Regions from separate parts of the Homo sapiens genome. Here region 1 is linked to region 2. A link is an interaction called in ENCODE POLR2A ChIA-PET data of the cell type or tissue named here. Cell type or tissue: Panc1. All regions are shown on one strand. Each heading gives the region's core, and the rest is flanking DNA. Links, peaks and the distances in the headings are about the cores only. Region 1 has its middle 15 kb from the start of PPP1R2B. Region 2 overlaps TIMD4 (T cell immunoglobulin and mucin domain containing 4).

The links. ChIA-PET counts read pairs that join two places held together with the same protein. Peaks named below come from ENCODE experiments on the same cell type or tissue, not always from the same donor. Only the 100,000 strongest peaks of a DNase experiment are listed, where the experiment ranks them.
Region 1: POLR2A ChIA-PET joins it to region 2 with 10 read pairs; 3 of 35 experiments call an interaction of 5 or more read pairs at or near these places.

Annotation. Positions count from the first base shown.
Region 1 is chr5:156,863,470-156,866,388 of GRCh38, forward strand. No RefSeq gene overlaps it. Among named protein-coding and RNA genes, the nearest start is that of PPP1R2B, 15 kb to the left of the region's middle. In Panc1, for the core only: no CTCF peak of the experiment used is centred there; no DNase peak of the experiment used is centred there.
Region 2 is chr5:156,959,702-156,962,620 of GRCh38, forward strand. The region is part of intron 1 of TIMD4 (T cell immunoglobulin and mucin domain containing 4); the gene reads right to left. Among named protein-coding and RNA genes, the nearest start is that of TIMD4, 2.1 kb to the right of the region's middle. In Panc1, for the core only: no CTCF peak of the experiment used is centred there; no DNase peak of the experiment used is centred there.

The DNA.
Region 1 (2,919 bases), core at 192-2,691, 96 kb before region 2:
AGGGCTATTAAAAGTATTATTCTTTATCTCACGTCCTCCTATATCATACCAATGGAGAAAACATGAACAGCTGAAGGTTCAGAAAAATAGAGATTTAGGATTTTGTAATGAAGTCCCTCATATACTAAGAAAAACATGTCAGTGTGTGCATGCATCATTTTGGACACATACTCATAAAGCAGAGTTGTCCCTTGCTTGCTTTATAGCTCCTGGTAGGGGTCATGGCCCTTTGAGCCTTCTAGTCCAGCATCCCCTCCATCCTGGAAATAATATTTCTCAGATACAAATACCCATCTGAGCAGAGCTAACCTTCTCAGCACTCAATGTCTGGGTCATACTTTCCTAGAACAAAGGAAAACAAAACAAAACAAAAAAGATAATCTAGTATTTTGGTTCCAAATGGAGCAATTTCAAGCCTCATTTCATTTCAGCAACTTCTTAGTTGCACACTAGTAAACAGTGAAGAGAAGAAGATAGCAATGTGTATTTGCTCATTTAACAAGTGGTTCAGGCTGGGCACGGTGGCTCACACCTACAATGCCAGCACTTTGGGAGGCTGAAGCAGGCAGATTGCTTGAGCTCGGAAGCTCGAGACTAGCCTGGGAAACACGGCGAAACCCTGTCTCTACAAAATACACAAAAATTAGCCAGGCATGGTGGCACACGCCTGTGGTCCCAGCTACTTGGGGGGCTGGGGTGGGAAGATCGTTTGAACGCAGGAGGCAGAGGTTGCAGTGAGCTGAGATCATGCCACTGCTCTCCAGTCTGGGTGACAGAGCAAAACACTGGCTGAAAAAATAGAAAAATAAAACAAGTAGTTGAATGTCTCTATGTCAGGCCATACTTCCGGTGCTTAGCTCATGGAACTCATGGGAAAGGTCAGAGTATGTCTATGTCAGAAAGTAATGTGCTCTCTGAAAAGAGGAACATGAGCTGAAAGTACATTTTAGGAAGGGTGGTCAGAGAAGGGCTCTCTGATAGGAAATATTTGGGCAGAAGTCTGAAGGATATGAAGAAACAGCTATTTTAGAAAAGAGAATTATAGGCAGAGATAAACTGTATGTGCAAAGGCCCTGAGGCATGACAATGCTAACAAAGCAGTCTGTAAGAACAGAAGATAGAGTTATACGGACAGTGAAAGTCGGCCTTGATCTGTGTGAGCAAAGCACACTGTGAATGATGAAGAACTGCCCCGAGTCTCTAACACTTCACCCATCATCATAAATCCCTTCACTGCCTAGGCACCCCTTCATTTTTCATCAAAGCTCCAAGGTAATTTATTTTTAGAAAATAGTTACTGGCTATTTGGAAGTAAAATGTTCGTTGTTCCCATTCTACCCAACCCCACTTCATCTTCCAGGTCACACATTAAATCTCTCGTATAAGCATATTACTCCCTGATGTGACACATAAGGACCACAGGCTGACAAAAAAAAGTATCAAATGTTCCTCTTGCCTTTTATTTGGTTTAAACTATCAACAAAATTTGGAATGTACATTCAGCATTAGGATTAACCGGTACATGTAATTTTCTAACCGACTTTGCAGGAAAAGACAGATCCGTGAAACAGAGGTCAAGAGAGGCTCACACACAAATAATTTCTTACCAAGGTGACATTTAAAAGCAGTAGAAAAATGTCAGTTGTCCAACAAATGATGATGGGATAACTGGCCAGACACTGGGGGAGGAAATAAATATGTATCATCCCTATTTATACCAAAATAAATTTCAGTGGATCAGAAGGTTAAAAAAAAATGTAAAAGTCAAAGAAAATATTACAACTAAAAAAAAAAATATTTGGAGTGGGGACAGCTAAAGCAAGATACGTAAACCAAAAGCCTCAAAGGAAAAGATTAATGACTGTGACCACAGAAAAACTTCAAAGCCATAAAACAGTAAAAAGACAATTATGGTAGAAAAAATGCAACATAATACAACAGGTAAATTCCTCAATTCATAAAAAGTTCTGACAAGTTAGTTTCAGAGGACAAGTTCTATCCCATTCCCAGGCAACTTGGGGGTTGTTGTTGTTGTTGTTGTTGTTGTTGTTGTTGTTGTTGTTGTTTGAGACAGGGTCTTACTCTGGTCCCCAGGCTGGCAGGCAGTGGCATAATCATAGTTCACTGCAGCCTCAAACTCTTAGGGTCAGGTGATCTTCCTACCTCAGCCTCCCAAGCAGCTAGGACTAAATGAACCACCACACCCAGCTCATTTCTTGTAAAGACAGGGTTTCTCCTTACCTCAGGTTGGTTTGAACTCTTGGTCTCAAGCATTTTTTTTTTTTTTTTTACCTCAGCCTCCCAAACTGCTGGGATTATAGGCATAAGCCACTGTGCTCAGCCTGGATAGCTTTTAGCAAGAAAAAAATGCAAATGGCTTTTAAATGTATGTGTAGATGCACATTCAAAATTAAGGAAATGTAACTTAAAAGTAGCAATAACATTTTATCCTATTAACAAATAATAAATAATTTGAAAACAAGGTGTTGGTGAGGATATAGGAAACAGGCTTCCCTATGCAATTCTTGGTAGAAATGTAAACTAATTGGTATATTTATGAAGGATAATGTGACTACATCCATATCAATTAAATATTCACATGCCCTTTAACTTAGCAATTATATTTCAAGCAATTTATCCCGATACGTTTTCATACATGTATAAAGAGGATTATCTAAGGCTGCAGTATAATTTTTAATGATAAAAATTTAGAAACAACTTAAACATTCATTGATGAAGAATGAGTTAACTAAAGGACAGCACAGTCATACTTATTGTAATACTGTGTAGCCATTAAAAAGATTCAGGCTGATTTATATGAGCTGATAAGAAAGGACTTCTAAGATATAATGTTAAGTAATAAAAGCAGGACAGAGGCATTATAGATATTATATGTATATACCTATACACACAAGAAAA
Region 2 (2,919 bases), core at 146-2,645:
GTGATTCTGAGCAGTCACTCTCTTTTAATTTGGTTATCTTAGAAAAGGCACATATAGGCCGGGTGTGGTGGCTCACACCTGTAATCCCAGCACTTTGGGAGGCTGATACAGGTGGATCACCTGAGGTCAGGAGTTCAAGACCAGCCTGGCCAAATATGGTGAAACCCTGTCTCTACTAAAAAATACAAAAAATTAGCCAGCTGTGGTGGCGGGCGCCTGCAATCTCAGCTACTTGGGAGGCTGGGGCAGGAGAATTGCTTGAGCCTGGGAGGCAGAAGTTGCAGTGAGCCGAGATTGCACCATTGCACTCCAGCCTGGGCATTGGAGTGAGACTCTGTCTCGAAAAAACCCAAAAATATTTTGAAAAACAAAAGAAAAAAGAAAAGGCACCTATGAAAAAAAAAACAAAATAAAACAAAAAACAGCTCACCAGGTGCTGCCTCCTTCAAGCAGGATTAGAAAATTCCCCTCAACCAGTGTCTTGCTAGTAGCAGGACATGTAGACATAGACCCCTGCAACTTTCAACCTAACAAAACCTTCCAAACTTCAAGTTTCCAGGATAAGACAAAGACAGTAAAAAAAAATTGATGAAAAGGCAGATGGTAGCTTTCTTACATCCAAACAAACCCATACCAAACCCAAAATATAAGTGTGAAAGTGACAGGGACTGCTTTCATTCTGTAGATTGTTTTTTTCTTCCCCCTTTTTTTTTTTTTTTTTTTCAGAAAGAGTCTCACTCTGTCACCCAGGCTGGAGTGCAGTGGTGCAATCTCGGCTCACTGCAACCTCTGCCTCTCTAGTTCAAGCGATTCTCCTGCCTCAGCCTCCTGAGTAGCTGGGATTACAGGCACATGTCACCACGCCTGGCTAATTTTTATATTTTTAGTAGAGACGGGGTTTCACCATGTTGGCCAGGCTGGTCACAAATTCCTGACCTCGGGTGATCCACCAACCTCGGCCTCCCAAAATGCCAGGATTATAGGCATGAGCCACCACCCCTGGCCTGTAGATTGTTTCTTCAGTGCCTATAATGTATCAAGGGTGGAACTAGGTGCTGGAATATAACAAGCCACAAAGCAGACCTGGGCTGCCCTCATGGGGCCTGCAGAGTACCTAGGAAGATAGTCAAATGAGTGAGCATTTGCTATAGAGTGACAAGTTTACAGATGCAGGAACTCCAAGGAGGATGCGAACTCATAGCAGAAACACCTGAACTATTCCAGAGGCTACAAGGTAGCCAGGAAAAGCCTGAATTAAGTAGGGACCTGAGGATGCATGGCACTACGGAGGAAAGAAAGGCAGAGAGAATAGTACAAGTTTGAGAGGTGATGAAACACATTTGTTTTCCTTCAAATATGGGTGTTTTCTCATGCACCATGTTGGAAAGGTTTCTGCACATACAAAGAGCCAAGAGGTAGAAGAAAAAATGTTTAACATTGCTAATCACTGGGGAAATGCAAATCCAAACCACAATGAGGTATCACTTCATTTCTGATAAAATGGCTACTATCAAAAAGACAAAAAGCAAGCATTGCTGGCGAGGACGCAAAGAAAGAGGAACTCTCGTACGCTGTTGGTGGGAATGTAAATTACTACAGCCATTATGGGAAACAGTATGGTGATTCCTTAAAAAACTAAAAATAGAATTACCATATGATCCAACAATCCCACTACTGGGGATATATCCCAAAGAAAGGAAATCAATTAAAGAGATATTTACTCTCCCATGTTTATTACAGCACTATGCACGATAGCCAAGATATAGAAGCAACCTACGTGTCCATCAATGGATGAATGGATAAAGAAAATGTGGTATATGGCCAGGTGCGGTGACTCACGCCTATAAGCCCAGCACTTTGGGAGGCCGAGGTGAGTGGATCGCCTGAGGTCAGGAGTTCAAGACCAGCCTGACCAATATGGTGAAACCCCGTCTCTACTAAAAATACAAAAATTAGCCAGGCATGGTGGCAGGCGCCCATAGTCCCAGCTACTTGGGAGGCTGAGGCAGGAGAATGGCGTGGACCCAGGAGGCAGAGCTTGCAGTGAGCCGAGATAGAGATAGTGCCACTGCAGTCCGGCCTAGGCAAAAGAGCGAGACTCCGTCTCAAAAAAAAAAAAAAAAAAAAAAAAAAAAGAAAGAAAAAAAAAAAGAAAATGTGGTATATAAACACAGTAGAATATTCAGCCATAAAAAAAGAATGAAACTCAGTCATTTGCAACAACATGGATGGAAACAGAGTTTATTAATATTGTGTTAAGTTAAGCTAGGCACAGAAAGACAAATATTGCATGTTCCCACTCATACATGAGAGCTAAAAAAGTTGATCTCATGAAAGTGGAGAATAGAATGATAGTCACTGGAGTCTACAAAGGATAGGGGAAAAGGGGTATGAAGAAAGGCAGGTTAATGGGTACAAAAATACAGTTAGTTAGAACATGAGGAAAAAGGGAAAAAATACAATTAAATAGAAGGAATAAGTCCTAGTGTTTGATAGCATAGTGGGGTGCCTATTGTTATTAATAATTTCTTGTGTATTTCAAAATAACTAGAAGAGAACATTTGAAATGTTCTCAGCACAAAGAAATTTAAATGTTTCAAGAAATGAATATCCCAACTACCCTGATTCGATCATTGTACATTGTATGTATATATCAAAATAACACATATGTAGCCCATAAATATGTATAGTTATTTTGTATCCATTTAAAAAAAAAATGGACTTTTGTAAAACTGCAAGGGCCATTCAATATTATCTTGTCCTAGAAGCACAGATTGTGACAACTGGTCATTTAAAAAGCCAGGTCTCTCATTTCAAATATGGGAGAGCCAGAGCAATTTAGACATATTCCCAGTGTCAACAGTTAGTGCCCGAGACGCAGCTGCAGCTCAGGCCAGAACACTTGGCTCTATACCACCA